2 separate regions of the Homo sapiens genome follow, and region 1 is linked to region 2. Evidence: read pairs that join two places in POLR2A ChIA-PET (ENCODE). Cell type or tissue: PC-9. All regions are shown on one strand. Each heading gives the region's core, and the rest is flanking DNA. Links, peaks and the distances in the headings are about the cores only. Region 1 has its middle 31 kb from the start of LINC03140. Region 2 has its middle 41 kb from the start of LINC03140.

Region 1 (12,988 bases), core at 1,834-9,833, 73 kb before region 2:
CTGTCAGTTCTGCTCTGATCTTAGTTATTTCTTGTCTTCTGCTAGCTTTTGAATTTGTTTGCTGTTGCTTCTCTAGTTCTTTTCATTTTGATATTAGGGTGTCAATTTTAGATCTTTCCTGCTTTCTCTTGTGGGCATTTAGTGCTATAAATTTCCCTCTATACACTGCTTTAAATGTGTCCCAGAGATTCTGGTACGTTGTGTCTTCGTTCTCACTGGTTTCAAAGAACATCTTTATTTCTGCCTTCATTTCGTTATGTACCCAGTAGTCATTCAGGAGCCGGTTGTTCAGTTTCCATGTAGTTGTGCGGTTTTGAGTGAGTTTCTTAATTCTGAGTTCTAATTTGATTGCACTGTGGTCTGAGAGACTGTTTGTTATGATTTCCATTCTTTTGCATTTGCTGAAGAGTGTTTTACTTCCAATTATGTTGTCAATTTTAGAATAAGTGCAATGAGGTGCTGAGAAGAATGTATTTTCTGTTGATTTGGGATGGAGAGTTCTGTAGATGTCTATTAAGTCCACTTGGTCCAAGCTGAGTTCCAGTCCTGAATATCTTTGTTAATTTTCTGTCTTGCTGATCTGTCTAATATCGACAGTGGGGTGTTAAAGTCTCGCACTATTATTGTGTGGGAGTCTAAGTCTCTTTATAGGTCTCTAAGAACTTGCTTTATGAATCTGGGTGCCCCTGTATTGGGTGCATATATATTTAGGATAGTTAGCTCTTCTTGTTGCATTGATCCCTTTACCATTATGTAATGCCCTTCTTTGTCTCTTTTGATCTTTGTTGGCTTAAAGTCTGTTTTATCAGAAAGTAGGATTGCAACTCCTGCTTTGTTTTGCTTTCCAGTTGCTTGGTAAATATTCCTCCATCCCTTTATTTTGAGCCTTTGTGTGTCTTTGCACATGAGATGGGTCTCCTAAATACAGCACATTGATGAGTCTTGACTCTTTATCCAATTTGCCAGTCTGTGTCTTTTAATTGGGGCATTTGGCCCATTTCCATTTAAGGTTAATATTGTTATGTGTGAATTTGATCTTGTAATTATGATGCTAGCTGGTTATTTTGCCCATTAGTTGATGCAGTTTCTTCATAGTGTCAATGGTCTTTATAATTTGGCATGTTTTTGCAGTGGCTGGTACCAGTTGTTCCTTTCCATGTTTAGTGCTTCCTTCAGGAGCTCTTGTAAGGCAGGCCTGGTGGTGACAAAATCTCTCAGCATTTGCTTGTCTGTAAAGGATTTTATTTCTCCTTCACTTATGAAGCTTAGTTTGGCTGGATATGAAATTCTGGGTTGAAAATTCTTTTCTTTAAGAATATTGAATATTGGCCCCCACTCTCTTCTGGCTTGTACGGTTTCTGCTGAGAGATCCGCTGTTAGTCTGATGGGCTTCCCTTGATCGGTAACGCGATCTTTCTCTCTGGCTGCCCTTAACATTTTTTCGTCATTTCAGCCTTGGTGAATCTGACAATCATGTGTCTCAGGGTTGCTCTTCTCGAGTAGTATCTTTGTGGCATTCTCTGTATTTCCTGAATTTGAATGTTGGCCTGTCTTTCTAGCTTGGAGAAGTTCTCCTGGATAATATCCTGAAGAGTGTTTTCTAACTTGGTTTCATTCTCCCTGTCACTTTCAGGTACACCAATCAAACGTAGGTTTGGTATTTTCACATAGTCCCATATTTCTTGGAGGCTTTGTTTGTTCCTTTTCATTCTTTTTTCTCTAGTCTTGTCCTCTCATTTTATTTCATTAAGTTGATCTTCAATCATTGATATCCTTCCTTCTGCTTGATGGATTCAGCTATTGATACTTGTGTATGCTTCACGAAGTTCTTGTGCTGTGTTTTTCAGCTCCGTCAGGTCATTTATGTTCTTCTGTAAACTGGTTATTCTAGTTAGCAATTCATCTAACCTTTTTTCAAGGTTCTTAGCTTCCTTGCATTGGGTTAGAACATGCTCTTTTAGCTCAGAGGAGTTTGTTATTACCCACCTTCTAAAGCCTACTTCTGTCAGTTCGTCAAACTCATTCTCTGTCCAGTTTTGTTCTCTTGCTGGCAAGGAGTTGTGATCCTTTGGAGGAGAAGAGACGTTCTGGTTTTTGGAATTTTCAGCCTTTTTGCGCTGGTTTCTCCCCATCTTTGTGAATTTATCCATCTTTGGTCTTTGATGTTGGTGACCTTCGGATGGTGTCTTTGAGTGGATGTATTATTCCTTTCTGTTTGTTAGTTTTCCTTCTAACAGGCTCCTCTGCTGCAGATCTGCTGGAGTTTGCTGGAGGTCCACTCCCGACCCCGTTTGCCTGGGTATCACCAGCAGAGGCTGCAGAACGGCAAAGATTGCTGCCTGTTCTTTCCTCTGGAAGCTTCATCCCAGCAGGGCACCTGCCAGATGCCAGCCAGAGCTCCTGTCTGAGGTGTCTGTCAGCCCCTACTGGGAGGTATCTCCCAGTCAGGATACACAGGGGTCAGGGACCCACTTGAGGAGGCAGTCTGACTCTTAGCAGAGCTTGAACGTTGTGCTGGGAGATCTGCTGCTCTCTTCAGAGCTGTCAGGCAGGAACGTTTAAGTCTGCCGAAGCTGCACCCACAGCCGCCCCTTCCCCCAGGTGCTCAGTCCCAGGGAGATGGGGGTTTTATCTATAAGTCCCTGACTAGAGCTGCTGCCTTTTTTTCAGAGATGCCCTGCCCAGAGAGGAGAAATCTGGCAGTCTGGCCACAGCAGCCTTGCTGAGCTGCAGTGGGCTCTGCCCAGTTCCAACTTCCTGGCTGCTTTGTTTACACTGTGAGCAGAAAACTGCCTACTCAAGCATCAGCAATGGCGGACGCCCCTCCCCCCACCAAGCTCAAGCGTCCCAGGTGGATCTCAGATTGCTGCTGTGTTGGCAGTGAGAATTTCAAGCCAGTGGATCTTAGTTTGCTGGGTTCTGTGGGGATGGGACCCACTGAGCCAGACCACTTGGCTCCCTGGCTTTAGCACCCCTTTCCAGGGGAGTGAACAGTTCTGTCTCGCTAGCATTCCAGGTGCCACTGGGGTATGAAAAAAAAAAACAAAAAAACTCCTGCAGCTAGTTTGGTGTCTGCCCAAACGGCCGCCCAGTTCTGTACTTGAAACCCAGTGCCCTGGTGGAGTAGGCACCAGAGGGAATCTCCTGGTCTGTGGGTTGCGAAGACCAGGGGACAAGTGCAGTATCTGGGCCAGAATGTGCATGGCTCCTCAGGCTCAGTCCCTCATGGCTTCCCTGGGGTAGGGGAGAAAAATTCCTCTACCCTTTGCGCTTCCGGGGTCAGCCAACGCCCCACCCTGCTTTGGTTCACCCTCCATGGGCTGCACCCACTGTCCAACCAGTCCCAATGAGATGAACTGGGTACCTCGGTTGGAAATGCAGAAGTCACCCACCTTTTGCGTCGATCTTGCTGGGAGCTGCAGACCAGAGCTGTTCCTATTCAGCCATCTTGCCAGCAATGATCTCATTCTTTTTTATGGCTGCATAGTATTTCATGGTGTGTGCATATACACACACACTCATATATATTTTATACACACACACACACGCCCCACATTTTCTTTATCCAGTCGTTTGTTGATGGACACTTAGGTAGGTTCCATGACTTTGCTATTGTGAATAGTGCTATAATAAACATGCAAGTGCAGGTATCTTTTTAATATAATGATTTCTTTTCCTTTGGGTAGATGCCCAGTGGTGGGATTAAGCTTAATCCTAATGGCAAAATAGAAGTTAGTCAGGTGGGGATGGCAAGTAGAAGAAATGTTGGGCAAAGGAGACTATGAACAAAGTAAGAAACAGCATGATATGTGCAGGCACCTGAGGGTAAAGTGTGAGACCAAAGGTGGTAGAAAGTGAGGTGTGAGAGGAAAGCAGGGATGGGGAAGCTGAAATGGGATTTTGTAAGGAAGAGGTTTTCAGCCTGGGAGTCCTAACTCACTGGGGTGCAGCCAAACAATGTGTTACTAATAATAAAGTGTTAGGTTTGTAATGGCTTTACTCCTTTAGAAACCTAAATTAGAGCAGATTCAAGGTTATCCCTAGAATATGGTGACTGTCCCCCACTGGCATTCCATATGCTTTCTTGAGAGAGAGAAAGGGATGGAGCGAGGGCTAGAAGCCAGTGCTTGAGCATAACTCTTTGTTCACCTTATCCAAGCAGCAAGCTAGTGGCTACAGTAGTAACAAACTGCTGCTGTGCTTTACTTCCTTACCAGGTCTTTCAGGTTTCATGAAATCTAAGTGTACCCAGAAGACAGTACACCTCTGTGCAAGCACATCGCCCATCTTGATAGTCACAGAGGATGGCAGCTGCGTAAAATGGGGAGCCATGGAAATGTTTCCATGCTGTGGGCTGTGTGCATTTTGTGGTGGCTCCTCTGGCTCCAGTGATTGAACATCCTGTGGGTATGGAAATCTCTGCTGCACACTCCCAGTGTACTTATATTTCAAATCAACTATATGCTTATTGCTCCACTAATATATTATATCTATTTAAAAACATTGTCCAAAATATAAACAGTAAAAGGATAAAATAGAAAAGGGATTAAAGCATTTAAAATAATTTTATTTACTTATAATAGACAAACCTAATGATTGAATACACCTAATTATTCTGTTTAAGTTTTGGTTTAATACTTGCAATACAGTGATTTGCAGGTCTTGTTCTCAGTGTATTTCAGTTCTTGCTTGTAGTGGCTGATATAGCTGGAAAAGGCCTTATAAAGATATGGAACTCCAAATGGAAGCACACTTACTAATCATGAGACTCCGTGCTCAATTCTATTAGTAATGACACAAATGTCTTTGATGAAATTCAAGTTGGTAAATATGTTTCATCCCTGATATCAATCAGTTGTTCTTGCAGGCTAACTGGAAGAGATATGTACTTTTTGTCGTGTTAACAAATAGTTGCCGTTATCTGCTGAACCTCTTTTCTAAAAAACGTAAAATAGGTTAGTAAATGCCAAGCTTTTAAAGTGTTCTGATACCCATGTGTGTACACATGACCCCCTTACGTTATTTTTGGCAATAAAATCACAAGATGATGGAACCATTTTTAAACATCTATTTTTAAAGTTCTCTTCGATAGGGGTTTCTTTTGAAAAGTAGTTATTTTTTCATTCATTGTTAAAATGTTATCTTTACCTTGAGGAAACTGAGTAAGTGTATTTATTTTTTAAAAAACAACTGCAAGATAGCATACTGAGGATTCATCAAAGAAAAGGGCAGCATATGTGGAAGAAAAAATATGCCTCTTACTTAAATTTGGCAATTTGAAAATTGGCCTGATTGGATTTTGGAACGAGTGAGAGAAGGGAGTCCAGGATAAATTCCTAGCTTTCTAGCTTGGACAACTGCTTGAATGGTGGTGTCACCAAATGAAGTAGAGAGAGGAAGAAAACAGGAGCCAGTTTAGGAAGATGATGAAAAAACAAGTTGAACTGGTAGTTGATGAGTTCAAGTGCCCACAGGACTTCCTGCTATTATTTCATGCCTGACATACTGAAAATCAAACTCATCCTTGGCTTTATGTCCTGAATTTACATTTTCTCTCTGTTCTCCTATCTCTGTCCATGGCACCAACCTCTCTAGGTACTTAAGGGTAAACATGTTGGAGCCATATATTGAAACGGGAAAGGTTCCCTTGTCCCCCTTGCAGGGCGTGCAAGGGGCGTGTGGCTTGCTTCTTCAGTGCCCCGCTCCTCAGAGCTCTAGGGGAGCATACAGACTGGCAGGCTGTGGGGCTCCGACCCCACGGCAGTGTCTAGGGGTAAATGTTTACAGCTCCTCAAGCCCCAGTGGGCATGTGTTAAAGGGTGCTCTCTTAGTTTGCCGTCTATAGGCAGCTTGCGTTAACCAGCTCGATGAACCTTGTGGCAAGGGCAGAGGGATTTCCATATCCCAGGGTTTCTTGCCTTGATGTACCGGAAGAATCGGATCACACATGGGCTTGGAGAATGAATGCAAGGTTTTATTGAGTAGAAGTAGCTCTTCGCTGATGGACAAGCCAGAAGGGAGATAGTTTTCCCCTGGAGTTGGGCCGCTGGGTGCCCTTGCTCTCCTCAGAGTGCCCTGGCTAAGCTCCACCTCGACCTGCAAGTCGATGGCCTGCAGTGTCTGTCGGTGTGCTCTTCTGCCAGCATGCTCCCCTCGATGTCCTCTCGCCATCCAGCCACTTGTGCCTACTTCCAATGACGTGTTCCTCTCGACGTCCAGCCACCTCTCTCTGCCTCGCTAGGGTCTCAGGTTTTTGTAGGCCCAGGATGGGGGTGTGGTGGGCCAGGGTGATCTTGGGAAATGTAACATTTGGGCACATAGGCAGAAGTGCCTGTCCTCACCAAGGTCTGTGGGGGTGAAGCCCTAGCCAGGGACCCGCCCTCCTCTACCCAGCACTTCCCTGTCCCTCTTCCGTATCGTTTAAAGGGAACACACTCTTCCCTTCCCAGCACTCCTGATTCATCCTTCTGTTTCCTTCTCTATCCAATGAGTAACTGAGGACTTTCCAGTTTTATTTGTTCCTTCTATATGTATTTATTGAGCACCTCCTGTGTGCCAGGTACTCATCTAGGCCCTGGGAATGTAAGTGGGCAGAAGACAGACAGAGTGCTGGTTGTCATGGAGCTTATATTCCAGGTGGAGAAAATAGATGATAAATAAATATGTAAACATGTAAATAAGAAACTCATGAAATTTTGTTAAGTGCTCAGTAAAGAATTGAAGCAAAGTCATATAATGCTGCCTGGATGGCGCTATAGATGGGGTGGGCACAGAAAAGCTCTCTGAGGTGGTGCCATTGAATGGTGAGCTCTGAGTCCTTGTACTATCAGGGGAAAGATCTTTTCGGGCAGAAGGGCCCAAGCTCTCCATGAGCACAGTGAGTTGTAGGAACAACGGGAAAGCCAGGATGGCTAAGGCTTGGTGGTGGTGGAGTGACCCAAAAGTTATGGCTTTTCTTGAATCACTGCTACTCTGTTCCCATGCTCACCACTTCATGCCTGGCCTGTTAAAATGTCCTTTAATTTCTCCCCACCTTAACTCTCTCCTTGAAATTATTTTGCACATGAGTACCTGGTTTGCCTTCACTATGCCGTGATAAAAAGCCATCAGTAGCTGGAAGCTGTAGGTTGGCCTTTGGGGGTCAGGAACACACATACACAGCTCTTCAACTGGGGCTCCTGTGAGGTTTCCAAGAGGCTTCGGGAGGAAATGAAGTCTCTTGTTACCCTCTCATGTTTACCCACCCTACATATTGGTTTTCAATTACTCTTGTAACAAATGACTACAAACTTCGTGGCTTAAAACAGCATGGATTTATTCCCTTACAGTTCTGGGGCCAGACATCTGAAGTGGGTCTTATTAGGCTTAGAAGCAATGTCCTCAGGACTGTGCTTCTTTCAGTAGGCTCTGTGGGAGAATCTGTTTCCTTACCTTTCCCACCTCTAGAGGCTGCCTGCGTTTCTTAGCCATGGCCCCTTCCTGCATCTTTAAAGCCAGCAGGGCAGCCTCTTCCAGTCTCTCTCTGACTCTGACCCTCACTCTCTTGCTTCCTACTTTCACTTATAAGGACCCTTGTGATCACGTTGGGGCATCTGGATAATCCAGAACAGGAAAATCTCCCCATCTCAAGGTTAACCACTGATTAGTAACAATATACTTCATATATATGAACAGAAATGTACATATGTATACATGTCTATGTTATATTACCATATAAATATCATATCTCATGTGCAAAAAGAATGCATTCACAGGTTCTGAGGATTGGGATGTGGGCATCTTTAGGGGTTCATTATTCTACCTAGCACATCCTGCTTCTTTGATGTATTGGGTTTTATCAGATATTTGTGGCTCATAAGGACTTCCTTCAAATGGAAAGGCCACTACTAAGACTAAGAGGAGGCCTATCATGGAATCTCAGTAGGAGATTGCTTTGACTTTGTGAACACGGTGGAGCTCTGCCCATCAATGAGGCAGGATTACTTGCTTTTCCTGCAAGGGCAGCTGAATGTGGGATGGTGGGAATAGCAGTAGCTATTCCCTTGTATATTCTATCCAAGGCTATTGGCTATTCTATGCTTTGGGTAGAACTCGAACAGCAGAGAATATTTATTTATCTCATTTATTTTCTATCCTGATGGAGAGGTGGATGAGTTGGCCTTTAAGGTGCCCCCAGTCTTGAGAGTTTATTATTTTCCTGTCTGATGAGATGGCCTCCAAGACAAAATGAATGGCTGAGGGATATGGAATAGGAAATCACGTTAGGTAGCATAAGTGCTAACCTCTTGAAAGAGATTATTAAATTTAATTAGTGGACATATTCTGTCTGCTCCACACTTGAGAATTTATAGGAAAAGAGATACCAGAACGCTCCTTAGTGAGACATTCTTTTGTTGTCTTCAACCTCTAAGTAATGTCTACCTGCCAGAAAAGCTATTCTTTGGCAGGAAATGCAAGTAAAATCCCATTATATTGATCTCCATTGGACAATGACCATATGTACTGAATTTCTGGAATAGTTCTCATTTCATGTATTTTATTCTTTTCAATAAGGAATTAATTAAATGTATAACTAAATGTAATTTAATTTTATATCTTGGTAAGACATTTCATACAAATAATTTCACAAATCAGGAAAAGATTTTCTGTCTTTATCTTAGTTTTTATTTTGGGCAAATGCAATTGAACATCTATTTTCCTGGTGGTGAAATTTTTTGCCTGGATAATTATACTGCTACAAAACACCCGTCATCTGTGGAGCTAAAGACAAACAAAACTTATTTCCAGTCTCTGTGTATAAGCAGCAAATTTGTACCTGGTAATAAATTTACCTTGAAAAAAGTAAAAGAAATGAAAAAAAAAGAAATGCTAAGAATAATGACATCCAATGTGTATCAAATACTCACCATAATGTAGGCACTGGAATAAGTACTTTACATGTATAGCTTTGTTTCAGTTTTAAAAATGAAAGCTCTGTGAAGTAAATATGTTCTCCCTGCCCTTATTGTAGAGGTGGAGGCTGATAGGGCACTTGGAGCAAAGTTGTCCTAACAATGTACAGAGTTAGAAAGGAGAGAATTGATATTTGGGTTAATTCACTGCGTCAACCCCAAGCCTTTCTTCCTCTAAGCATCCTAGGGATAGATAGGTAGGTTTTGAGGGAGGAGGTGTGGTTGGGGTGACTGAAGTGGAATTACGGTGATGGTCTATGAGAATTAGAGCCCTTGGACTACAGAGAGAACCAAGAGTTTCTCAGCAGATCAGGTTCCAAGAACCTCGATGTCTGGGGCTGCAGAGTTCTTGCTTTGACGTCTTCTGTGATAAAGATCTGGTCAGTCATTCCAATCTGCCCTATTCCAGAAAATGGCTCACCATCCATGCAGCCACTGAAACCTAAGCTAGGAGTCATCTGAAATTCTTTTTTTTCCACCTCAAATCCTATGCATCAGCAAGTTCTGGGCTGTCCTACTACAAAATACATCTAGAATCTGGTTCTTCTATTGTCTTAAGTTTGTTTGTGCAGCTAAAACAAAAGACTACAGTTTGAGCAGCTTATAAACAATAAACATTTATTTCTCATGGTTCTAGAGGCTGGAAGTCCTGCATCAAGGTGCCAGTAGATTTGGTTAGGGCCCACTTTCTGATTCATGGATGGCACCTTCTTGCTGCTTCCTCACCTGGTGGAACAGGCAAACGAGCCCCTCAGGCTCTTTTATAAGAGCACTAATACCATTTATGAGAGCTCCCCACTCATGACCTAATCACCTCCTAAAGGCCTTACCTCTTAATATGATCATATTGGGGATTGGATTTCAATGTATGAATTTTGGGGGCCACAAACATTTGGACTGTAACATCTGTCCATCCTAATGACTGTCACCCTCCCAAAGGTTCATCTGCTCTCTCTCCTGAACTACCACAACAGCTTCCTAACCAGCCTCCCTGCTTCCACACAATCCCACCCCAAAGTCATCTTCTAAAAACATAAATCAGATCAAGCTCTCCTCTGCTTGACCTTTGTCAACATCTTCCTTGTGCCCTTAGAATAAAAGCCCCACCTCCTAGCATGGCTCACAGGCCCCAAATGAACTGGATCCTGTCTGTGTCTCTAAACTCATATTGTATCCCCTAGGTTCTTTTCCACCTCAGGGCCCCCACCATCCCCTCTACTGAAATCACCTTCTTCCTTAGGTATTTAACATTAGCTCTTCAAGAGGGCCTCAGACAAGCATGCCTCCACGTGCATCCCTCAAATACTCTGTCACATAACCCCTTCCATTTTTTATGTGGCAGTTATTGCAATCTGTTATTATTTTGTTTGTAAGTTGGTTGTTCTTTTGTTTATCTCTCCCACTAGAGGGCTGGACATCATCTGCCTGAATCCTCAGAGCCTAGCACAGTGCCTGACAAATTAGGGGTTCATTGATTATTTGTGAAATAAATTATAGAATGCATCATGATGATTTTTTGAAGTATTATTATGCTCTTAAGGACAGGTGCATATATTGGATGCACTTTGGTATGTCTGTCCAGCTTGTAATAACACTCTTAATTGGGTGCCTGGAGTCAGAGGAAATGGCCCCCAGGAACATCTAGGTGCATGTGCCCCTGACCTCTGGCTCCAGTGGATTGGCAGCTGACCCAGATGGGGTCAACTGAAATTGCAACTCTGGTAATTTGCATTTGGGACTGGAGAGAAGTATGGTTGGACTATGAGTCCTCAGGAGACCTGGGGCAGTCATGAGCTCTGCTCTATGGGCTGGGACCAGAGAAGGCTGGTGAGCAGAGGAAGAGAGGAGACTGAGCAGATGTGCAAAGAGAAAGGGTGACGTGAGACCCAGGGAGACAGTTGGGATGGATTTCCAGTATCTTCTTGCTGCTCATCTGACCTCCTAGCCTTGGGTTGAGGAAAATATCACCTCCCTGCCCTCCAAATGCCATTCCGGGGTAAAGCCAGTGTGTTAAGGACGCTTCGGTCCATTTGACACTTTGTGAAAACAAATTCACCATTTCCATGTTGGTTCTGCTTCAGCACACATTGCTCCGTGCCACTTTCACCTCATGTGATGATAGATGGCTTGCTCTTGAGCTGGAAACTGTGTGTAAGTGACAAGGTTTCTTGAAAAAGAAAATGGAGAAAAAGAAGTGAGAGGTGAACATCTCTGTGGCATCCCCTGTAAGGAGAGAGGGCCGTGAGCTATGAAAAAGCAGGTGCAGTAAGCCGGGGAGCTGGGAACGGGAGACTCAGAGAATATAAAATGTCTGGTTACAAGATATGAGTTTCGAAGCAGCAGAGTGAATCTCCTCAGGTGATGGATCATTATGCTGAAATCAGTCTTCACAATGGAAGACAATGTTAGCAAAAATGAAATATTCCCTCTGAACCAGGGGTTTAAAGTATAGTAGGCCACTCCATGGTAGTGACAATCAATGTCAACTCAGTTTAAGAACATACAATCTTCTCTTAGCCTGACCTCATTAAACCTGATACTAATGAGAGACTAAAGTCCAACAGCCATGCATGGGAGTTTAATATTGCTACAATCACAGCGATTCAAAAGTCCTTTATCAGCAAAGGCATGGGGAAAAACATGTTGGCTTCTCAGCATTGCAACCGGCTGTAAAGTATCTCTCAACGAGTCCACCAAGGTGTGAAAATCAAAAGCCCAGCAGGAGCTATTTATATTGGAAGATTATTAGGCATTAGCCGCACAGAGGAATTGCCTCAGAAAATGCTGCGCCTGACTAGATACTTCCATGGTAAAACCCAGAAAACACTGAGCTCTCCAGAATAATTTTCATTCTTACAAGAACGTGCACCTCTGCTTGGAGTGTCATCTCTCCTGCCATGTGTGCCTGGACAGGCTGGGGAGGGAAAGTGGACTCCAAGGACATGGGGGAGTTGAATATCAGTTAGTTTTGTACACATCAGCAGACCTCCTGCTACTTCCACAACAAGGACTTTTAAAACCTGAGGTAAGGCTGGTATATACAGTTCATGTGTGCTTATGAAGACGTGCACAAGCATGGCCTGGAGAAGCGTGGCCCCAGGAAAAGCTAGGCATCTGCTCTGGCATCCTGGCCCTGCTGGAATAATAGCCCCAAGTTTTGGCTGGGGCGAGTCTGTTTGCCAAAAGAGAGGTTTTAAGGCCTAGAGCAGTGTTTCCGAAACAGACCTCGACTGGGTGTTAGTATGTGTAAGGAGATAAAAGGATTACATGGGCAATGTCTGTGAGATACTGAGCTAAATAAGTTAAATTAAAAATTAAAATGAATGCATGTAATATTAATGCATACAAAAAATTTACACACACACACACACGCACGCACACACACACACAATAAAGAACAATAAAAACCCAGCTTAACAAATACACTACCAATCCCAGAGAATCCCCTGGTTGCCCCTTTCTGATTGTAGCCTCCTCTTTTCCCCAGAGTAATCAGTATTCTGAATTTTGTGTTTGAGTTTTGTTTTTCATAATGGTTCTACTATAGGTATATAAATATATATCGTTAAATAATATATTTTAAATTTGTATATGCTTTTGGGCTGGGCATGGTGCCTTATACATGTAATCTCAGCAAGGTGGGAGGATTGCTTGAGGCCAGGAGTTCAAGACCAGCCTGAGCAACTTAGTGAGACCATATCTCTATAAAAAATTTTTGAAAAAATATTAGCCAGGCATGGTGGCACATGCCTGTAGTCCCAGGCTACTCAGGAGGCTGAGGAAGGAGGATCACTTGAGCCCAGGAGATCAAGGCTGCAGTGAGCCCAGATGGTGCCACTGTGCTCTAGCCTGGGTGACAGATCAAACCCTGTCTCAAAAAAAAAATTTTTTTAAAAAGCTTTTGAATTAGCTTTATAAAAAAGCATGCAGTGGATATTCTTCTAAGACTTGTCCTTTATTCCATTCTGTGTTTCTGGACTTCATCTCTGTTGATAAACATAGCTGTAGTTCATTTTCATTGCCATTATTCATTTTGT
Region 2 (12,988 bases), core at 2,793-10,792:
AGGACAATCTAAGTAAACCTGGTCCTAGAGTAGGTTTCCTATGATTCCTTTAAAATGCCTTACAAAATCTGAAGCTCTAGAACTAAAGCTCAAAGATATAGGAAACTTAACTACAGAGGAGGAAAATGTAACAGCAGAGTCCTCATAGGGAAGTTTACCTAGAAAGAAGTTTGCTTTTTGGTTTTGTCTAGATTATATTTCTATTAAAATATGAACATAGTATTTCTATAAAATACTTTGCAAAACTAAGGCAGTTCCTAAAATGGGGAAGTTTTCAGGATTACGTTCTCATGATTCACTGATGTTGTGCTTATCATAACTAGGTAAGGTGGGGGAGGAAGTTCTAAGAATGACGGCATTTACATGCAAAAACCAAACTGACATAAACCAGCATCATAAAAGAAACATGCCATAAGAGAATGCCCCAGGGCTAAAGTATGACTTGAATCAGTGAAAGGCAGGTGCTTCTAACTGGGAAATGATCTGATAGGCTGTTCTGTTGCAGAATAGACATGGATTAGATTTTTGCACTACTCCACACACCTATAGGTAGTAGAGTGAAAACCAAAAACCTTGGAGGTTTTAATGGCAATAATCATAATTATTGGGAAAACACTTTTTCTCCTATGTTAAAGCCACTATAAAATAATAACATTCTTTCATTGCTGAATGCACCCAAATCATTCAGCTATTTCTGTTATGAATGATCTAGATACTACTCTATTGCATTATGGGAAATAGCCCAGATAAACTTTGGAATATCTCCAAGTTCTATGATTCTCTTGTCAAGAGTACATGTAATATGCGACATATATATAATAAATACACCCAGCAAACACATATATGTATATATGTTTGCATTTTGCCTAAGACCGTCCCCCTTCAGTAAGTCCATTTTCTACTCTAAATTTTGGATCAGTTTCTGAGTTACCGAACCACCAAATATATAACAGAAACAAACCGGAGAGCATGGTGGGGAAGTTGGGATAGTGAAGCAAATGTGTGTTTCCACTACAAACATTGTTTATATTGCAAATATATTTGTACTCTTATTTTTAAGAATATGTAAGTACATGCTGATTAATGGCTATAAGTTTCAGAACATTATTGGGTTTATAGAAGCTTTTATCTTATGTGTTTTCTCATTTAACTGAATACTGAAAGTACAATTACTATAAATGGAAAGTCCTTAAAAACTGTTGATATTAGAAAGGAATTCTCAAAGTTGTTACTGAAAAAATGGAAGTGTTATATTTGGAAGGACCTTTTTGAATTTTATCTATTTTTTTCTGAGCAGGAATATTTTACAGTGTTCTAGATCATATTGTATCTGTTTCCACAAAAATTACATGCCTATATTTAATTATGTAAACCTTAAATGGGGGAAATTATAATTCTATCAATTTGAGAATATATAATCTTTTAAAAACACATTTAAGATATAAGCCATATGTTAAATTGAGTAAATCAGGTGTTGAAATAATGTGCTTTACTTTCAAATATAGTATCCCAGTATTTTTTAAGTTACAAAAAATTGGTAGCAGCCAAAGTATATCAGAATAAATTATCAGGCTCATAGCTCTGCTGGAGGAGGATATTGTTTTGACAGTTGAAATCTGACTAATGGTAACCTGATAGAACGTGAATAATGAGATGATGCTTATAGTTTGAGGACAAGGAGCTTGTCTTTGGCCTGTGAGTCAGTATTAACAGTCCTTGCACTCATTGGCACCAATGCTGGCCAAGTGGCCCTGGAAATAGGTTGCTCAGCTGACTCATTGGTGGCACCCCTAACTCCAGTAGTGCAGTCATTTTTCTTTGGGTCATGAGGATTGTCCACTGAAGATTCTTTGCAGCAATTTTAATCTGCACCACCTCCTCTTCCTCTCACAATGTCCATCCATTCATTCATTTATTGAAAAATATTTATGGTATGTCAGGAACTATGCTGGATGCTGGGGATCCAATGGTAAGCAATCAGACACAGTCAAACAATCACACAACAATTATATAATCACGAACTAAGATAGGTGCTGTGAAGGCAAGGATAAAGCCATGACAATATAACAGAGGACCCTGAAATCACATGGGGAGTTAGGGAAAGCTGTCCTAAGGAAGGTGAGTTTGAGTGAGAGCTAAAGCTGCACTGACAAAAATAGCAGCCACTGTATGTAGTTATTTAGATTAATTAAAAGTAAATAAAACTAAAATTCAGGCCAGGCATGGTGGCTCACGCCTGTAATCCCAGCACTTTGGGAGGCCGAGGCGGGTGGATCACAAGGTCAGGATATCGAGACCATCCTGGCCAACATGGTGAAACCCCATCTCTACTAAAAATACAAAAAGTAGCCAGGCATGGTGGCATGCCTGTAATCCCAGCTACTCGGGAGGCTGAGGCAGGAGAATCGCTTGAACCCGGGAGGAGGTTGCAGATCGCACCACTTCACTCCAGCCTGGGCAACACAGCGAGACTCTGTCTCAAAAACAAACAAACAAAAAAAAAATGAAAAAACACAACAACAACAACAACAACAACAACAAAACAACCTAAAATTCAGTTTCTCAGTCACACTAGCCACATCAACTGCTCAATAGTCACATGTGGCTAGTGCCTACAGAATTGGACAGCACAGGTATATAATATTTACATCACTGCAGAAGTTCTACTGACCAGCATTGGTCTAAATGATGAATAGGAATTAACCAGGAAAGTGATGAGCAAAACCATTGTAGGTTGAGAGACTACCATGGGCAAAGGCTCTGTGGTAGGGGAGACAATGTACAAACTGTTACGGAAACTACAGTCCATGGGATTTTAGCTGGATAAGGGACAAAGGATAAAAGAAGAGACCTGATGAATTGGTAGAAAGTAGAAGGGGTTACTGGGCTGAAAATCTAAATTTGGACACAAAATAGTCATGGTGGGTGGAACGGCAAAGGAGAAGCAGGTGTGGTCAAAAAGCAGGATGCGCCGGGCAAGGTGGCACATGCCTGTAATCCCAGCACTTTGGGAGGCCAAGGCGGGTGGATCACAAGGTCAGGAGTTCAAGACCAGCCTGGCCAACGTAGTGAAACCCCATCTCTACTAAAAATACAAAAAATTAGCCGGGCCTGGTGGCAGGCGCCTGTAATCCCAGCTACTCGGGAGGCTGAGGCAGGAGAATCACTTAAACCCCGGAGGCAATGGTTGCAGTGAGCAGAGATCGTGCCACTGCACCCCAGCCTGGGTGACAGTGTGAGTCTCCACCTCAAAAACTAAAAAATAAAAAAGCAGGATGCTTGAATCAGCGGTTTTGGCAATAGATCTGTTGCAGATGATGACAAGGTCCAAATGTGACCCTGAGAGTGGGTAGCTTGGATGGAGAGAAGCTAAAGGTCATTGGAGATAAGGAAGTTGGGACTCAGAGGCCAGATTATCATGTATGTCAACTTTGCATTTTGAAATTACTGCAGCAATTGGCAGAGTTTGGATTTGAGGGGAACAGTCCCAAAGAGTAAATGGGAGGCCCAGAAATGATAGCTACCAGCAGGGGGAAAGGAGGCCTTATCAGATAGCTCCACACTGACTCAGATGAGAGAGTGCAAGGACAAGGGACCTGGAAATGACAATGGGGAACAATGGGACAGCAAAGCCCTTCTCCACCTGATGTGAGAAAGCAGACGGTCACCACTTCAGAGGACTAAAGGAGAAGCAATGTCCTCAGGGAAAACTCAGGTTTTTGTTGGAGCAAAAAGGTGAAGGCATGGTTGAGAGAACAGAGTGATGACATAGGGGAGTTTGCTGAATACAAAGCAACGGTTCCAGAAGGCATGTGGAAGCCCTGAGCAAGAGAGGAGGAACAGAGGGCTCATCCAGGAGCAGTGGGGAAAATCAGGCAAAGAGATTGATGACTGAGGTGGACTTATATTTAAGCATTAACTGATTTAAAAAAAAAAAAAGTCAATGGGAATGGGAGTGATTACTGGCCCTACTGCTGCAAGGACTTGGCTCACTAGACCTGATGAAGGGGTGTTCCTGCAGGAGTTTCTGCACAGGCCACTGCTTGGGATGTTCTTGAGCCAGAGGTTGTAGTTTCAGCTCCTGTACAGCTTAGCATAACATTGGCTTCAGAGGCTTAGGCTTCAACACCTGACACAATGTTGACTGTCTCAGAGGTGAGGTGTTAAGAATACCACAGATTGAATACATGAGGTGTTAAGGACCTCAGAGGTTGGGTATTAGTTAGTTCAGTCCCAGAGAGTAGGGCAATTGGCACTCCTAGAAGATGCGTCTCTATACCTGAGCAGCCTGCGGTACGCTGGTCCCAGCAGTCTGCAAGTGATACATGCGATTTTCCAATCTTTTTGAATCAACAGCATGTTCTCATCAGTCTGTAATTGTAGATCAGAGGATACTTTATCAAATATAATCATTGAGCTCTATAATTCATGAACTCTGCTTGTAACACATCTTCAATTTTTAAATTGTGAGAACTTGCAAGAGCTGCAAGTTATGTGCTGTTTTAAATTTAGTTCTAACAAAATATAGCTGGAGGTTCTGTCATAAGATTAATAAACATACATTATTTGGGAGGTTATTTATTATTTTAATTATGTGACATTATTTTTCCCCTCTGACAAAAGCAATCAAGATGACTAAAATTGAATTGGTGAAAATGAACTGATCCCCAAAGGTTATAAATGTTGTTGAAAAATGTCAGGAATTTATTAAATTTCCCACATGTTAACCAAAAAAGGTTAGTAAGGTAGATACACAGTGGTGACTTCATGTCAGTGAAGAATCTGACTAGAAGTAGACAGAATTCTAGAGATAAATTCATCAAATCCTCTACTCTATAGATCAGGAAACTGACACTTAGGTTAGGTGCAGTGACCATTTCCAGTGACTTTGACCTTTACTGACAAAATGTCAGGGAAGACTTAGTACCACAGGCCAGGCACAGTGGCTCATGCCTATAATCCCAGCACTTTGGGAGGCCAAGGTGAGTGGATTGCCTGAGCTCAGAAGTTCGCGACCAGCCTGGGCAACATGGTGAAACCACATCTCTACAAAAAATACAAAAATTAAACAGGCATGGTGGCATATGGATGTAGTCCCAGCTACTTGGGGGGCTGATGTGGGAGGATTGCTTGAGCCTGGGAGGTTGAGGCTGCAGTGAGCCAAGATCATGCCACTGCACTTCAGCCTGGGTGACAGAGCGAGACCCTGTTTCCAAAAGAAAAACAAACAAACAAAACAAAAAACAAAGACTTAGTACCAGGAACCAGATGGAATGACAATAATATTGTAAACATTAAATCTCCAATATCACATAATTATAGGGTCTTAGACTTCAACTTACTATAGGACTGTCTGGTCCAGTGTTGAAATCCTCTTGCAGATGGTTATCTGCTCTTCCTTGACTACATGCCTTGACTGGATGTTGTATTCTTCCATGGCAGTTCATTCTGTTATGCAGTAGCTGTTTATGTTGGAAATTCTTTACACTGAGCTGGTGTTATCCCTACAATTTCACCTATGGGTTCTGACTTCTTGAGCTGAGATCTGCAAGAGTTAGCCCATGACAATTATATTTGCTCTAATTCTCTTCTTTTCCAGGTAAGACACCTCTAATTCTCAGAGTTGCATGTCATATATGAGGAAAAGTGAAGTAAAAAAAGAGGAGAAAAAATAATGTGTTGTGGGCAATTACTAGAACTCAGGGAGTTAGGTTTTACTCAGCATCATCAAATGCAAGCTTCTCATCCTTTTGAGTCAGCAGCATGTCCTTATCAGTCCCTAAGTGAGCTCTGCAAATCAAGAATTCTGGTTGCAGTGTACACTTAATTTTTAAATTGTAAAAAGAACTAGCTAGCTTGGGCATGGTGGCCTATGCTTATAACTTCAGCACTTCGGGAGACTTAGGTGGAAGGATTGCTTGAGCTCAGGAGTCTAAGACAAGCCTGGGCAACATAACAAGACACCATCTCTACAAATAATATAAAAAATTAGGCAGGTGTGGTGCCACATGCCTGTAGTCCCAGCTACTCAGGAAGCTGAAGCAGGAAGATGGCTTGAGCCTGGGAGATCAAGGCTGCAGTGAGCTGTGATTGTGCTACTGCGCTCCAGCCTGAGCAACAGAACAATACCCTGTCTTACACATACACAAAAAAGAACTAGCTCTACTGAAAAAATAGAACAATTGGCCAAGTGTGGTGGCTCACCCCTGTAATCCCAGCACTTTGAGAGGCTGAGGCAGGCAGATCGCCTGAGGTCAGGAGTTCGAGACCAGCCTGACCAACATGGAGAAACCCCGTCTCTACTAAAAATACAAAATTAGCTGGGCATGGTGGTGGCGGGCACCTGTAATCCCATCTACTCGGGAGGTTGAGGCAGGAGAATCGCTTGAACCCAGGAGGCAGAGATTGCAGTGAGCCAAGATCGCGCCACCGCACTCCAGCCTGGGCAACAAGAGAGAAACTCTGTCTCAAAAAAAAAAAAAAAAGAGAACAATTATAACACAAAGGGGAGTAATAGAATCCAATGGAATAAAAATTTACACTTTTTATTTGTAAAAAGTCTGAGATCACTAAGTTAATATAAGAATCTCTAGACTTCATATTGTGCTAAAACATAATAGTGCTCAAAACATTGCAGCTTTGTTATAAAAAATAAAATTCTTAGTTGTTATTTAACTCTATCCTTAAATAAAGAAAAAAAACCCATTTCTTTCCACCTCTTCAAATATTAAAATTCCAGGAAACAACTGATATGCTAGGATATTCTTAGCTAAGATTTAAATTAGATTTGGGAAAGTTGTGCATGTGTCATTTTCAATGGTTCGTAGAGCATAAAAGCACAAATTTACTTTGATTTTTGATTCTAATTTGAATCCTAGAAGGAACTGTTTTATTTTCTAGAAAATCTAGTACATGGATAGTGTTTATTTAAATATGTACAAATATAAATGTCCTCATGAGTTCAAAGTATAAAATAAGTATAAAATAAGTATATTTTTTAAACCAAAAGGCAGATGAACATACACACTGTGATGGTTAGTACTCAATGTCAACTTGATTGGATTGAAGGATACGAAATATTGATCCTGGCTTTGTCTCTGAGGGTGTTGCCAAAGGAGATTAACATTTGAGTCGGTGGGCTGGGAAAGGCAGACCCATCCTTAATCTGGGTGAGCACAATTGAATCAGCTGCCAGTGCAGCTCAAATAAAAAGCAGGCAGAAAAGATGTGAAGAGAGACTGGCCTACCCTCGCAGCCAACATCTTTCTCCTGTGCTGGATGATTCCACGCCTCAAACTCCAAATTCTTCAGTTTTGGAAGTCAGACTGGCTCTCCTTGCTCCTCAGCCCGCAGACAGCCTATTGTGGGACCTTGTGATCATGTGAGTTAATACTGAAAAAACTCCCCTTTAAATAGATATATCTATTCCATTAGTTCTGTTCCTCTAGAGAACTCTAATACATACGCTCATCTGACAAACCTAGCCATAACAAAGCTACAGAGATTCTGATGTTTGTTCAGAGACCGATTTACCTTTAGACAAAAGTATTTTTAAAACACAGTCTAAAAATCAGAGATAAATCAATTTGAATGGAATTTTGTTACTTACAAATTGCTTTGAGTCTGGTGGGATTTTCAAATTCTGACCCTAACTAGATTTGGCTCTATGTAAATTTGTAGTTAAAAGGTTTCACTCTGTATGGGTCTATAATCATTTATTTACCCATATATTACATGTCTTTTTGCCTGAGGAGGACTGAAAAAAAATGGACTTTATTTATTAGACTGCCCACGAGAAGAGTAAGTCCAGTGAAAACATTTTTGTTAAGCCTTTCCCATTTGTTTGCTAGGATAATAGTGATGTTAAACTTGAGAGTTGTATGTACATGCATGTTTAAATCAAATTTGGTAATTAGGTTGTTTTATACAATGATCATTGAATTTGCTTAATGCCCACTGCATGCTAGGCATTTGCAAAGTGTTGGAAGAGATTTAAAGACAAATAAGATAGTTCTTATTCCACATTGTGATTGCTGAAACTGATACCTGAAGAAATAATTATGATACAGCACGGTATCTTATAAGATATACAAATTGTTGTTGTAATATAAAATAACTTATTAGGCTGGGCATGGTGGCTCACACCTGTAATCCTAGCACTTTGGGAGGCCACGGTGGGTGGATCACAAGGTCAAGAGATCAAGACCATCCTGGCCAATATGGTGAAACCCCGTCTCTACTAAAAATACAAAAATTAGCTGGGCATGGTGGTACACATCTGTAGTCCCAGCTACTTGGGAGGCTGAGGCAGGAGAATCACTTGAACCTGGGAGGTGGAGGTTGCAGTGAGCCGAGATTGCACCACTGCACTCCAGTCTGGCAACAGAGTGAGACCCCGTTTCAAATAATAATAATAACTTATTGTAGGTTGGTTACGGTGGCTCATGCCTATAATCCCAGCACTGTGGGAGGCCGAGGTGGATGGATAACCTGAAGTCAGGTGTTTGAAACCAGCCTGGCCGACATGGCAAAACCCCGTCTCTACTAAAAATACAAAAATTAGCGGGGCATGGTGGTGGGTGCCTGTAATCCCAGCTACTCCGGAGGCTGAGGCAGGAGAATTGCTTGAACCCAGGAGGTGGAGGTTGCAGTGAGCCAATATCGAACCACTGCACTCCAGCCTGGGCAACAGAGTGGGGCTTTGTCTCAAAATAAATAAATAAATAAAATAAAATAACTTACTATAATATGGTAGAAAGATTCAAATAGAAGTTCCATGTAGAGTGAAGACTTTAAAACTGTACTGAATGATGCAAGAATTTTTAAAAGTGAAAAGAAAGTTATGAGACAAAATTACCCAACTCTTTCCAGACCTTTTATTTTGCACATTTCTGATTAAACAAAGCATATTGTGTCTCTCTCTAGTTTTCTGAGCACCTCAACTTTGCTTAAAACTTTCTAAAAGATTTTTCAGAGAACTTCATGGAAGAGATCATTTTGAGCTGAGCCTTGAGGAAATGAGGATTTTCTGAGCAGGAAGGAAGCTGAACACCATTCCAAATATAAGAAACTAGAGGTGCAAAGGCAGAGAGGTGTACTCTGGGGAATGGGAAGCGTTGGGCTGCTTATTGGGGTGTGAGAAAGGAAATAGTAGCAGGTGCAGCCAGAAAGGAGCCAGAGCCAGGCTATGAAGGGTCTACTAAACATCCTCAGACAACAGAGAAAGGACGGAACATTTTTTGTTTTGTTTTATTTTTTACTTTTATTTGTAAATAATTTCCAGTTTACAGAAAAGTTGAAAGTATGAATAGTATATGGAATGCCTGTATATCCTTTATCCAGATTCACCTATTGTTAATACTTTATCCTACTTGCTTTTTTGTTTGATCTCTCTCTCCTTTTTATTATAAATACATATATGTATGTGTGTGCACATATATATGTACATATACACACACACACAGAATTGTTTCTATACCATTTGAAAATAAATTGGATGAATCATTATGACCTTCTTCTAAATATCTCTGTTCTTTTTTCCTAAAAATAGGGCTATTCTCTTCTTAACCACAGAATAGTTATCAACTTTAGTAAATTTAACCCTAATAAAATACTTTTTATCTACCCTGGAATTCATATGCCAATTTTGTCAATTAAAGCAATATCTGTTATGGTATTTTTCCCCCTTCAAGAACAGGATCAAGTCTAACCTAAAGTATTGTACTTAGTTGTCATGTCCATTTACTATTTTAATGTAGAACAGTCCTGAAGCCTGTCTGTGACTTTTATGATGTTGACATTTTTTAAATAACATAGTCCCCCTTTTAAAAAAAAAAAAAATAGAACAATTCTTCAGAAAGGCCCTGGGGAAGAGGAAAAGCTTTTCTAGCAATTGATGTCAGCAACCCACCAAGGAACCAGTGGAAGAAATCTAAGATGGCTGACTAAATGCGGCTAGTACACAGCTCTTCTGTGGAGAGGAAAAAAAATGGCAAGTAGATATTCACACTTCAAATAGATCATCTAAGAGAAAACACTAGAATTCAACAGGAAAGTGGTAGGAAGCATCAAAAGCAAAGAAGGAGAGGGAGGCAGGGCAACCTACTGGGTCAAGATCAGCTGGAAGCTGAGAAAACCTCCCTTAAATAGGGAAAGGGTAAGTGAATGACCCCCAGGGCTCCACATTCCCACCATGGACTTCTACATTCCTAGCCACAGGAAAGCACCTTGACCTTCTTGGGCTTCAGACGAACATACAGAGCTACTTAGAGATTGTGTAGAGGCACTACTTTAGAAAGAACACTCACACTGAGTCCCACAGGCTTCTGAGCCCCAAGCAACTGCCACATGGCACCATTCTGAGCACTCAGCCCCCAGAAGACTGTCAAAGAAGAGAGGAGGATGGCACTTTTACACACACCAACGACAAATCTTACTTCCTCCTCTGCCACAGTCTGTTGTTGGACCAAAAGGTGAGAGAACTGCACATCCCATAGCTGCCTTCCTAAACTGCTCTCACTGAGAGTGGCCCCATCCTCCTCAGAGACAGGCCCACAGCACAGCCACCACTGCCCCTACCTGAGCATTCTGCCAACAGCCTGGGGACCACCTGCCTTTGCCTATTATAACCAGTGATGGAACACACTACCAGAGAGCCTGAAGTCCACTATCCTGGTCCTGTCCTCCAGTTCTCAAGCATGCTGTCCAAGGGCCTGGAGGTTGCCCTGCCCAGCCACTGTTGGCAGCTGAACACTGTTGGCAGCTGAATACTTCTCAAGTGCCATTCAAAACTTCATGTATCAGTAATAACTTTAAATGTAAATGGATTAAATTATCCACTTAATATGTATAAAGTGGCTGAATGGATAAAGAAAAAATATCCAATTATATGCTGCCTACAAGAAATATACTTTATCTGCCAAGACACATATAAACTTAAAGTAAAGAAATGGAAAAAAAATATTACACAAAATGAAAACCAAAAGCAAGCAGGAGTAGCTATACTTATATCAGATAAAACAAACTTTGAGTCAAAAACAGTAAACAAACAAACAAAACCAAAGAAAGTCACTATACAGTGATAAAGGGAGCAATCCAGCAAAATGAAATAACAATTCTGAAAACATATGCACTCAGCACTGGAGCACCCAGATTTGAAAAGCAAATATTACTAGATCTAAAGAGAGAAAAACATTCCAATAAAACAATAGTGGGGGAGTTCAACACCCTACTCTCAGCATGAGATAGATCATCTAGATGGAAAAATCAACAAAGAAGCAGTGGATTTAATCTGCGCTTTAAACCAAATGGACCTAACAGATATTTACAGAACATTTTATCCAACAACTACAGAATATACATTCTTCTCATCAGCACATGGAATGTTTTTCAGGATAGCCCATATATTAGGCCACAAAACAAGTCTCAACTTTTTTTAAAATCAAAATTATATCAACTGTCTTCTCAGACTACAGTGGAATAAGACTAGAAATTAATACCAACAAGAATTTTGGAAACTATAAAAATACATGGAAATTAAACAACACAGTCCTGAACAACCATTGACTCAACAAAAAAGTAAGATGGAAATAAAAAATATTCTTGAAACAAATGAAAATAGAAACACAGCATATCAAAATCTATGGGATACAGCAAAAGCAATGCTAAGTGGAAAGTTTATAGCAATAAACACCTAAATCAAAAAAATGGAGGCTGGGCTCAGTGGCTCATGTCTGTAATCCCAGCACTTTGGGAGGCTGAGATGGGCAGATTGCTTGAGCCTAGGAGTCTGAGATCAGCATGGGCAACATGGCGAAACCATGTCTCTACAAAACATACAAAAAATTAGCTTGGTGTGGTGGTGCACACTTGAGTACCAGCTACCCAAGAGACTGAGGTGGGAGGATTGCTTGAGCCAAGGAGAGAGAGGTTGCAGTGACCTGAGATCATGCCACTCTACTGCACTTCAGCCTGCACAAGAGAGTGAGACCCTGTCTCAAAAAAAAAAAAAAAAAATCAGGATCAGGTGCAGTGGCTCATGCCTGTAATCCCAGCACTTTGGAAGGCTGAGGTGGGTGGATCACCTAAGCTCAGGAGTTCGAGACCCGGGCAATGTAGTGAAACCCCGTCTCTACCAAAATATACAAAAATTAGCCAGGCATGGTGGCACACACCTGTAGTCTCAGCTACTCTGGAGGCTGAGGTGGGAGGATCGCTTGATCTGGGAGACAGAGGTTGCAGTGAGCCAAGGTTGCACCACTGCACTCCAGCCTGTGTGACAGAGTGAGACCCCATCTCAAAGAAAAAAAAAAAGAGAAGGATTTCAAATAAAAACCTAAGGAGACATCTCAAGGAACTAGAAAAGTGAGAATATATGAAACTCAAAATTAGTGAAAGAGTAATAAAGATCAGGGCAGAACTAAATAAAACAGAGTCTAAATGAAAAAAATACAAGGCCGGGCATGGTGGCTCACGCCTGTAATCCCAGCACTTTGGACGGCTGAGGCAGGCAGATCATGAGGTCAGGAGATTGAGACCATCCTGCCTAACATGGTGAAACCCCATCTCTGCTAAAAAAAACTTAGCCGGGCGTGGTGGCGGGTGCCTGTAGTCCCAGCTACTCAGGAGGCTGAGGCAGGAGAATGGCGTGAACCTGGAGGCAGAGCTTGCAGTGAGCCAAGATCGCGCCACTGCACTCCAGCCTGGGCAACAGAGCAAGACTCTGTCTCAAAAAAAAATAAATAAATAAATAAATAGGCCAGGCGTGGTGGCTCAAGCCTGTAATCCTAGCACTTTGGGAGGCAGAGGTGGGTGGCTCATGAGGTCAGGAGTTTGAGACCATCCTGGCCAACATGGTGAAACCCCGTCTCTACTAAAAACAAACAAAAAAATAGCCGGGCGTGGTGGCGGGCGCCTGTAGTCCCAGCTACTCGGGAGGCTGAGGCAGGAGAATGGCGTGAACCCAGGAGGCAGAGCTTGCAGTGAGCCA

Evidence for each region. ChIA-PET counts read pairs that join two places held together with the same protein. Peaks named below come from ENCODE experiments on the same cell type or tissue, not always from the same donor. Only the 100,000 strongest peaks of a DNase experiment are listed, where the experiment ranks them.
Region 1: POLR2A ChIA-PET joins it to region 2 with 11 read pairs; 3 of 35 experiments call an interaction of 5 or more read pairs at or near these places.

The regions. Positions count from the first base shown.
Region 1 is chr4:128,532,885-128,545,872 of GRCh38, forward strand. No RefSeq gene overlaps it. Among named protein-coding and RNA genes, the nearest start is that of LINC03140, 31 kb to the right of the region's middle. RefSeq lists enhancers at 2,096-2,749, 2,750-3,403. In PC-9, for the core only: no CTCF peak of the experiment used is centred there; a DNase peak (open chromatin) is centred at 5,407.
Region 2 is chr4:128,604,678-128,617,665 of GRCh38, forward strand. No RefSeq gene overlaps it. Among named protein-coding and RNA genes, the nearest start is that of LINC03140, 41 kb to the left of the region's middle. RefSeq lists enhancers at 10,041-10,542, 10,543-11,042. In PC-9, for the core only: no CTCF peak of the experiment used is centred there; no DNase peak of the experiment used is centred there.